2 separate regions of the Homo sapiens genome follow, and region 1 is linked to region 2. Evidence: read pairs that join two places in POLR2A ChIA-PET (ENCODE). Cell type or tissue: PC-3. All regions are shown on one strand. Links, peaks and the distances in the headings refer to the core of each region. The heading gives the core; the rest is flanking DNA.

What was found. Peaks named below come from ENCODE experiments on the same cell type or tissue, not always from the same donor. Only the 100,000 strongest peaks of a DNase experiment are listed, where the experiment ranks them.
Region 1: POLR2A ChIA-PET joins it to region 2 with 21 read pairs; 16 of 35 experiments call an interaction of 5 or more read pairs at or near these places.

Annotation. Positions count from the first base shown.
Region 1 is chr1:26,642,128-26,647,507 of GRCh38, forward strand. LOC124904813 (small nucleolar RNA U13) reads right to left here and starts at 262; the gene lies at 159-262. In PC-3, for the core only: no CTCF peak of the experiment used is centred there; no DNase peak of the experiment used is centred there.
Region 2 is chr1:26,698,037-26,703,416 of GRCh38, forward strand. All of the region lies in intron 1 of ARID1A (AT-rich interaction domain 1A), which reads left to right. Among named protein-coding and RNA genes, the nearest start is that of ARID1A, 4.7 kb to the left of the region's middle. In PC-3, for the core only: no CTCF peak of the experiment used is centred there; a DNase peak (open chromatin) is centred at 225; H3K4me3 peaks cover 4,573 bases; H3K27ac peaks cover 2,021 bases.

The DNA.
Region 1 (5,380 bases), core at 205-5,204, 56 kb before region 2:
ACCTGGCTAATTTTTGTATTTTTAGTAGAGATGGGGTTTCACCATCTTGGCCAGGCTGGTCTCGAACTCCTGACCTCGTGATCTGCCCGCCTCAGCCTCCCAAAGTGCTGGGATTACAGGCGTGAGCCACTGCGCCCAGCCCTTTTTCCTCTTTTTCATGTCAGACAGGTAATGTGCCAACATCATAACAATGTTTGTGGATGGCACATTTCACACATCCATGTGAATGCCCAATCATCATGCTTATGAACTACAAAATGATCTGATTATTTCTTTATAATTAAAGGTAAATATTTTTGGCAAAAATACTATATAAGTGGCCACTTGTTCAATAAAGAATGTGCTCAGGCCAGGCTCAGTGATTCACACCTGTAACCCTAGCACTTTGGGATGCTTAAGCTCTGGAGTTCAAGACCAGCCTGGGGAACATAGTGAAATCTCATCTCTACAAAAAGTACAAAAATTTGGCTGGTAGGGTAATCCTAGCACTTTGGGAGGCCGAGGCGGGCAGATCATTTGAGGCCAGAAGTTCGAGACCAGCCTGGCCAACATGACAAAACCCCGTCTCTACTAAAAATACAAAAATTATCTGGGTGTGGTGGCACATGACTGTAGACCCAGCTACTTGGGAGGCTGAGGCACGAGAATCCCTTGAACCTGGGGGGCGGAGGTTGCAGTGAGCTGAGATCATGCCATTGCACTCCAGCCTGGGCGACAGAGCAAGACTCTGTCTCAAAAAAAGAAAGAAAAAATTACAAAAATTAACCGGGTGTGGTGGCTCACACCAGTAGTCCCAGCTACTAGGGGGCAGGCTGAGGCAGGGGATCACCTGAACTTGGGAGATCAAGACTACAGTGAGCCGAGATTGTGCCACTGCACTCCATCCTGGGTGACAATGTAAGACCCTGTCTCAAAAAAAAAAAAAAAAAAAGAGTGTGCTCAAAGGGTAATCAGCCACTTGCTCTGTCCCTGATATCCCTCCCAATTCTTCACTGCTAGCCGTTTGTTCATCTACCAAACATTTGCCAAAGAGGCCTTTAAAAATTTATTACAGGCCGGGTGTGGTGGCTCATGCCTGTAATCCTAGCACTTTAGGAGGCCGAGGCGGGTAGATTGCCTGAGGTCAGGAGTTCAAGACTAGTCTGGCCAACATGGTGAAACCCCGTCTCTATTAAAAATACAAAAAAAGGGCCAGGTGCGGTGGCTCACACCTGTAATCCCAGCACTTTGGGAGGCCGAGACGGGCGGATCACGAGGTCAGCAGTTCGAGACCAGCCTGACCAACATGGTGAAACCCCGTCTCTACTAAAAATACAAAAAAATTAGCTGGGCGTGGTGGTGGGCGCCTGTAATCCCAGCTACTTGGGAGGCTGAGGCAGGAGAATCTCTTGAAACCGGAAGGTGGAGGTTGCAGTGAGCCGAGATTGCACCACTAGCCTAGGCAACGAGGCAACGAGAGCAAAACTCCGTTTCAAAAAAAAAAAAATACAAAAACAATTAGCCGGGCATGGTGGCGTGCACCTGTAATCCCAGCTACTCAGGAGGCTGAGGCAGGGGAATTGCTTGAACCAGGGAGGTGGAGGTTGCAGTGAGCCGAGATCGCGCCAGTGTACTCCAGCCTGGGTGACAGAACGAGCTCAAAAAAACAAAAAAAAGTATTACAGCTTGGATAACATAATGAGACCCTGTCTGTACAAAAACTACAAAAATTAGCTGGGTGTGGTGGTGTGTGCCTGTAGTCCCAGCTACTCAGAAATCGGAGGTGAACAGATTGCTTGAGCCCAGGAAGTTGAGGCTGCAGTGAGCTATGATCACACCGCTGCACTTCAACCTGGGTGACAGAGCAAGACCCTGTCTCAGAAAAAAAAAAAAAAAAAGTGTATTGTCTATTTTCACTTTTCTTTAGCCCACCCCCAAGCTTCAAAACTTTTTTTCTGTGTACAAAAATACAAATATTGGTTTGAAGACTATACTTTCAGGGATCATTTCTTCTTTGTTTTCGAGACTGAGTCTTGCTCTATCGCCCAGGCTGGAGTGCAGTGGCACAACCTTGGCTCACTGCAACCACCTCCGCCTCCCAGGTTCAAGTGATTCTCATGCCTCAGCCTCCTGAGTAGCTGAGACTACAGGTGCCCACCACCATGCCCAGCTCATTTTTGTATTTTTAGTAGAGATGGGGTTTTACCATGTTGGCCAGGCTGGTCTTGAACTCCTGACCTCAAGTGATCTGCCCACCTCAGCCTCCCAAACTGCGGGGATTACAGATGTGAGCCACCACACCTGGCCTCAGGGATCATTTCTATAGTTCGCTACAAATATTGCGTTGGAGCAGGTGAGTTTCTTGAACACAATACACTGAAAATTCCCATGCAGACCTTGAGAAATTATATTAAAGTCACATGGGTTGTCACTAATGTTTCTGGGAGATAACGGCAGCAACTAGTGAAAAAGAAGCCTTTCAAAGGATTAAAGAAATGGTTTAAATTAGTACTTTTGGAACACTGGAAGTTTCTCACTGTTGCTTTTTTTTTTTTTTTTTTTGAGACAGAGTCTTGCTCTGTCGCCCAGGCTGGAGTGCAGTGGCTCACTGCGATCTTGGCTCACTGCAAGCTCCGCCTCCCAGTTTCATGCCATTCTCCTGCCTCAGCCTCCCGAGTAGCTGGGACTACAGGTGCCTGCCACCACGCCCGGATAATTTTTTGTATTTTTAGTAGAGACAGGGTTTCACCGTGTTGGCCAGGATGGTCTCGATCTCCTGACCTCTTATCCGCCCGCCTTGGCCTCCCAAAGTGCTGGGATTACAGGCGTGAGCCACTGCGCCCGGCCATTTCTCACTATTGCTAATTTAGGAAAAAAGGAAATCCACTTTGTGATTTAGTCTTTGGTAAACTTGTATTATTCTTTTTATTTAGTTTCTCCTTTAGTTTTAGGTTACTGGTCCTTCTCTAGAGACAGTGGATATATTCACATTAAAGTTGAAGCAACTAGATAGCAACCAGCACCAGGACCATCACGCGCAGGCCAGGACCTGTGCCATGGCGTTGCTCTCAGATGCTGCTGATATTACTGATGTTGTCAGAGGTACCCTGGAGGGTGGAGCGCCCTGCCTTTGCCCGGGGAGAACCTTCTGGGGTTCCTGCCTTGGATGAGCACTCTGATCCATATGTCTCCAGGTTCCAGGAGTTGCAGAAATGCCACCAGGATCTGCAGAACACATTGCAAGACAAGGAGAGCTGGGAGGACTCAGACCCTGACCTCATCCAAAAGTGAAAAACCAATCCTGCCAAAGTGAATGTATTTTCTCTCCCCAAAGGCAGACTTGAGACCCCCAGCTTCAGGGTGGCTTCTGCCTGACTTCCAGAGCTCCAGCCAGTGCCTTTTGTCTGAAACCTCCATGTCCAGGACCCTTGGGCGGAGAAGAATCTGCTGGACACTGCTTGGGGCTGGACCCTGAGAGCGCTCACATTTGACACCCCAGAAAGCAAATAAAACAGTTGAAATATGTAAAAAAAAAAAAAAAAAAGAGCTGAAGCAACTACTAGATGGCAATTTTTTCTTGCATCCTTCCAGCTTTGTACACTTGGTCACACTTCATCTTCTCTTTTTGTTCCCCCTGAAAGAGCTGCTAACACTATTGGCTTTCTCTCTGTTTTTCTTTCCAGTCTCTACTTTTTTGGGAATATGGTTAAACAGATGCATCCTCTTCCCTTATTCTGATGAAATGTATTGCTGATGGCCTATCTGGCCACACTGCCCTCTTAATCTTTCTCAAAGGTGGCTCCTTGGTAATCACAACATTTTGCCATCTCTACCTTGGAGAGCAACTGTTAGAACCGGTTGAAGGAGTCCAGAGGAATGCTCTGAATTTGTTAGCAATTGCTTTGATTCCTTATTAAACATGATGTATGTTCAAGGTCCCTGATTTTCATAAAAATTATAGAACTGTGTAGATAAAAAGTTGTGTGTTTCTTTTGCACCACTTAACCAGTAGTGTGATCAATAAATGTTCTTTAGGCCGGGCGTGGTAGCTCACGCCTGTAATTCTAGCACTTTGGGAGACTGAGTCGGGCGGATTAGTTGAGGTCAGCAGTTCGAGACCAGCCTGGCCAACACGGTGAAATGCCATCCTTACAAAAAATACAAAAATTAGATGGGTGTGATGGTGGGTACTGGGGAGGCTGAAGCAGGAGAATCACTTGAACCCAGGAGTCAGAGGTTGCAGTGAGCCAAGATCGTGCTACTGCACTCCAGTCTAGGCAACAGAGCAAGACTCTGTCTCCAAAAAACGACAATAGGCCTGGCGTGGTGGCTCACTCCTGTAATTCCAGCCCTTTGGGAGGCCAAGCCTGGCGGATCACCTGAGGTCGGGAGTTTGAGACCAGCCTGACCAACATGGAGAAACCCCGTCTCTACTACAAATACGAAAACAATTATCCAGGCATGGTGGCACATGCCTGTAATCCCAGCTACTTGGGAGGCTGAGGCAGGAGAATGGCTTGAACCTGGGAGGCAGAGGTTGCGGTAAGCCAAGATTGCGCCATTGCACCCCAACCTGGGCAACAAGAGCGAAACTCCGTCTCAAAAAAAAAAAAAGAAAAAAGAAAAAAGAGGGCCAGTCGCAGTGGCTCATGCCTGTAATCCCACCACTTTGGGAGGTTGAGGCAGGCAGATCACTTGAGGCCACGAGTTTGAGACCAGCTTGACCAACGTGGAAAATCCTGTCTCTACTAAAAATGCAAAAATTTGCCGGACATGGTGGCACATGCCTGTAATCCCAGCTACTTGGGAGGCTGAGGCACGAGAATCACTTGAACCCAGGAGGCAGAGGTTGCAGTGAGCCAATAGCACGCCACTGTACTCCAGCCTGGGCAACTCACTGGGACTCTGTCTCAAAAATAAATAAATAAAATAAAGTGCACAATCCAGTGATTTGAGTATATTCACACCACTACCTAATTCCAGCACATTCTTTCACCCCCAAAGAAAACCCTCTACTCATTAGCAGTCATGCCCTAAACCCTATTCCTTTAGCCTCTGGTGATCACTAATCTACTTTGTACATATTTTATATAAAATAAGTCACACAATTTGTGGCCTGGTGTGACTGGCTTCTTTCACTTAGCATAATGTTTTCAGTTCCATGCATGTTATAGCAGGTATCAGTATTTCACTCGTTTTTATTGCTGAATAATATTCCATTTTGTGGCTATGTCACATTTTGTTTATCCATCAGCTGATGGACCCTAGAATTGTTTCCACTTTTTGGCTATTATGAATTCAATGCTATGGAGAGCTGAGCGACCAAGGCTGAGAGCGAGATGCCAGTGGTTGTGGGTCCCTAGGGACAGTCTCAGCCAGGCTGCTTTGACTGCATGGAGAT
Region 2 (5,380 bases), core at 201-5,200:
CAGGGGACTGCTTGGGAGCTGCTAGAGGCCGGCTGCGGTTCACCTAGGGCAGCCCGGTCCATCTCCTGTCTTAGGCTCCGCCGGCCCAGTGGCCTGGGCTTCTCCCTGGAAGTGCTGGTAAACAGCTGAGTGATTGGAGTAGTAAGTGCAGATTGCTTTGGTTTGGGATTTGAATTATGGAGGTAAAATCCTTCTGTCAAAGCCAGGAGACAGTTGGTCTTAGGTTGACATCCTATCTGTGATCTGATTGGCTCCCCATCTCCTGCTCTTGGCCATTTATAATTGCCTCTGATGTAATGGTACAACAATCCTGATGAGCTCATAAACTTTTACACTCTGCTTTTCTGCCAGTGATAACCCAAACTATCGCTGCCACTATCTGCCTTTTATTCCAGAGCTGAAATTGGCTGTGACCTTGAGGAGGGAGGTTTAAGTAGCAATACTGTATCAGCAAGAGCAAAGCCTCAGACAGCCTGCCCTTGTTACATTGTGCCCAAACAAAAGAGGAGGCAATGGCATTTTGCTTGTACCTTGGATTTATTTTGCTTGTTATGTTTTATGCAGCCTGAAATGAATTCTGTGTTGTCAGAACAGTAGCTGAGTTTTTTCTCTACAATGGGTTTGCTGTTTGTTTTGGTTTTGTGACTTTCCTGATGGTATAAATGACTTCTTTGATGGCTCTGAAGATGCATTTATCTTGAGTAATTTTGACACTGGTTGCTTTGCAGAATTGAAATGATTTTACTGGGCTTTTTATTGAGTGGCAAATGTGGGATCTTTATGGGGGGCCAGAAAACAGTTTTTGTTATTTTTTTTAGAACTGGGAGCTTTCTGAGGAATTTTATATTAGGTTCAAGCGGTCTGTTTTAAGGAAGACTGGCCTCATTCTTTGTTTACATGTTGAATCTTGTTAACACTTTCTTTTGTTAATTGAACTTTGGAATAGCAGCTTAATTTAAAGGGAAGCTGGTGTCTTTCATGATCTTGAGGGACTTTCTCCTAAAGGCTTGGTTTGGTGAAATTGTTTTTTTCCTGGAATAACAAAAAGTCTAGTTTTCTGTTTTGTCATCAGTCATTTTAGAGCTTTGAAATAGAGACTGGCCAGTTTATTCCTTTGCATTTTAATGTATGTTCCACTTTTTTTCTTGTCTTCCAAGATATGAAGATACGACCTAGAATGACACTTAAGATTTGCTTAGAAATTGCAACTTCTGAGTACCTTGTTACACTATTCTATCTTGTTTTATTTTGTTGCTTTTCTTCCATCTTCATCATGCTCTGTCAGCAGTGCTTTTGGTCAGGGATATTGAGTATTCTGTGGAGTCATACATGTTTTCAAAGAGGGGGAAGCTCCATTCATCCCCTCCCAAACCCCTTGCGCTTTTGTGCTAGGAGGAAATTTTGTTCACTTACTAGCTGTATTCCCAGCCCATCCTAGAGCTACTTTACTACTCTTTTGAGCTGGGGATTTTGAAATTAGCTGTGTTAGATGGTGGGCTTGGAGCTCTGTGCCTTGATTCTACATCTTCCATGATGTTCTGCATCTGGACAAGAAATAGGGAAATGTTACATTGTTTTTCTAGTGTCTGGAGGAAAAGTTTTGTCTTAAAAGACAGCATCCTCTTGTCTCTGGGTCATCCTATAGTCTGAACCTCTTTCCTCTCATTCCCCTTGTTTTGTTTGGTTTTGGCTGAAAATTTTACTTTTCTTGAAAACTATTAGAATAAGTCATTTGGGGTAGTAAGTCAGGGTTCATTTAAAAGCAAAATTGATTGGAATTCTGCTGGTTTGGAAATATTTAGTCAAAGGTTTTAAAGAAAAAGCCAACTCTTTTGGTATAATGATTTTTGTTTTTCAGTCAGTAAATTATGGAACACTTTCTGTGTAGATGATAGGAGAATAGATACAGTCCCTGTTTGGATGCCTGTCTGTGCTGCCTTTGGATGAATTTTCTGATCTCTTTTATTATCACTAGACCCACACAACATAGATTCCTAATTAATTTCAGCTCAGTTGTCTACTCCCCAGAGACCCAGGGAATGGGCTGGTGAGCATTCAGTTGTGTAAGAGACAGTGCAGCTTCCACTTCTGTGGACTGCTTCAGGTGTGTGGTAGTAGTCTAGGTGAGGGTTGTAGGTTCAGACTTTGTTCTGAATTTCTCTTTGCTACTTGATAAACCTCTTTTCAGACCATGATGCTCTACTCTTCAACATTCTTAAATTAAAAAGTCTTGCTCTGTCTCCATCTTTTCCTGGCGCAGTCTTAGATTAAGAATATTTTGCAGAGACTTAATTAACACAGCTAAGGTGATAACGTTTTCATTTGACTCTGCGCTTATGAAATAAAGTTTAGGTAAGTGTGTGTATTGTGGCTATGTCTTTTTCACAGGACCTGGGAAGATCTTAGACAAACTTTTACTTTATTCCTTTTCATAAGTAGTGTATCTCAAGTGTTGAATCCCGGTACTGATGAAATAGTTTTAGATTACTTACACACATGAAGTTGATTTAAGGCTTTTTATTGGGACGCTTTTTAGCAATAATACTTTGAGAGTAATACCAGTTTACCAAGGTAAAAAATAAAATACAATAAATAGTCCAGGAACAAGTTGGATTTTATTGTAGAAGTTTGGTTGTTAGTTTCTACTACGGAAACATCAAATGATATTTCTGACTCCTGGGAAACAGATACAGGAATCCTAGATTTATTATGGGAATGCCTACTGGCAGAAATTCTAGGCTGGCTGAAATACAGGACTCTTGGAGCTCTCTCAAGTAGGAGGGACCAGGAAAACCACACTGAGATGGCACTTTAGTTGTGGGGGTTTCATGTTTCTCTACTGTTCATGAGAGAGCTGGGGTGATGAGGATTGAGATGGTGGTGTGAGAACAGAGAAAGCAGCCAGGACCAGGTTTGGCTTCTTGTGTATTGGGCCCTGTGAGGACTTTTTAGGTTCCTTTCTTTGTGTGTGACATGAGTAACCATGACAAGCAGCACCTGCTGAAACAGGATGTCTTGGATTGCATTAAACATTAATATGTTGGATTGACTCCTGTAGGTGTAATGTCTACAGTAGACCTTTTGCAAAGAGGTTAGTGAACTTTTTTAGAATGAGGGAATAGGCTAACAAAGTAATAGGCAGGGCTCTTTCCTGTTCCCATCCCTCAAAAGGTTGTATTGATTGGCTTCAACTCTCAAAATTCTAGAAGCAACTGAAGCTTGTAAATATGGTAAAAATGTGGTATTCAAATATATTGGCACCGAGTAGTTCTTTTCTGCCAGTGAGCTGTAATACCTGGGGCTTGAATGGAGTCCTGATTCCTGTGGCTTTTATCTCTGGGTTTTTCCTTGTTTAGATTGGTCATTATCATTACTGACGCACACTTACGTTGTTATTACTGATGCATACTTGAGTTGTGTGTTGCGTTAGTGGTAAAGAGCACAGGACTCACAACAGGAGGAGGAAGGAGGAGGCTTAGGTTCCACATACAGCTCCAGATTAAGCTGTGTGACCCTGGGCAGGTCATTTGCTTTCTCTATTTTTCATTTTCTCCCTCATCAATAAAATGAAGTTGGTCTGCATGGCCTTCTCACTCTAAGATGCTACATATCTGTGCTTCCATAGCTGGCTTGTTATGAAGGCAGCTTTCTGTACATAAATCAGGGGTCTTGAGACCATCTTTCTTCCCCTGGACTGAAGGAACTCAAAGCTATTTTCTCCTGGGATTCACAGGAACAAGCTCTGAACAGTTGGGTGCCATTGTGGTCTGTAGACTTTTACAGAAAAAGCTCTACCAGACTGTTGCCTTGAAACTGTTAATCTGTTTGTCATTAGTCATTCCACCTGGCTGGTGGTTTTAAAACACTAAATAGTCGTTGGAAAGTTAGGTAGATTTCATTAAAGCAAGACTTGAAAAATAGTTGCTTCAGGATCCCCAGGAGGCTTTTGCACTTGGGGTTGGGGTGAGGAATGGATATTCATAAGTTCAGTGTTGATATTCTGCTGCTTTTGGGGAGGGGTAGGGAGAGAGAGGGAGCATTAAGCTCTCCAGACTCCTGGTGTTTGGGCAGGTCTAGGTCTGGTTTGGGCAGTTGGTTGTAATCTGAGTGCCTGGACTTGCCCTGTAAGTTTTGCTGAGAGAGAAGCAAATGTTCCTGAGACTGGAAGAGGAAAAGCTGCGTTTCAGGGTCAATTTCATAGGTGCATTTGTTGTTTCTCATCGCTATGGTTTAAAAAACTACATGGTGTGCTTTGCACGTGGTCCTGGAAATGCTATTCTTTCTCTTCTCCAGCACACCTGAATTTCCATTCTTTCTCTTCCTGGCTTAGTAGTTTAGAAGTGTAATTTAGGTATATTAGAGGAAGGAAGCTTCCCTTTATAAAGGAGGGAAAAGGGTAGAGGGAACAGTGTTTGATAATTCTGTGCTTGACACAGCATCTTCTATCGTCTCTGAAGGAACCAAATGTTTCAGAGCTTTGTGTAAATACTTGCTGAGCTGTCAATATGTACCCAGGAGGTTTCTGTAGTAAGATGTAAACTGTTCTATAGAATGTTTGACAGGCAAATTAATAAACAGTTTTCAAGCAAAGATAATGCTAGCCTCCTCATGTGGTGGAGTAAAATAACATTGGGGAAAAAGACTTGGGGATAGGAAAAGGGTAGTGCTGGGGGGCAGTGAGTGTGGAGATAAGAAGTGATCTAAAAAAAAATTGAAATGGAAAGATGCTGCCCTGGTAGTGAAACCTCTGTGGCCCTGGCTGCGTGCTAAGTTCAGGGCATGTGGTATCCTGTTAAAGTCAATTGCAGTTTCATAGTGAAAATAGAAGTTTGGAAAGAAGATCCTGACTGTCAATAGTAAGGTAAGTATTACCCCAGACACTTGGCTTATGAGACTTTGAGGTTTAAAGGGTAGCTTGGTGAGATTATTTTTGGCTTGGGTTTGCATTTCTGGAATATTAGAAAGGAGAAAAAAGATACTGCAACTTGAGTGTGATCTTTATCCTCAATTTTGCTGTTGTGCTGGGGATTATAAGTCCACTACCCAATGGCCTGGGTTTATTTATACAGTTTTTACTGGACTTCTGTGTATCACTTATGATAAAATTAATATGCCTTTACACTCTGTTCCTGGGTCAGTACAAAGTCCAAATATTTGGGGACTCACTACATCTTACTTGAAGGATTATGTGAGTAGATACAGTCTTTGTTTTTGAAATTGCCATTTTAGGATTAAAAACATATCTGGGTTCCTTCAGTGACACATTCTTTTTATGGAAGAAGAAGAAGAATCTATGAATATTTTAGCTGTCTGTCTGTGGTCCTCTTCTTTGGTAGCCTTGTGAGATGACCAGATTTGCCTTCTCAGAATGTCTTTTTTA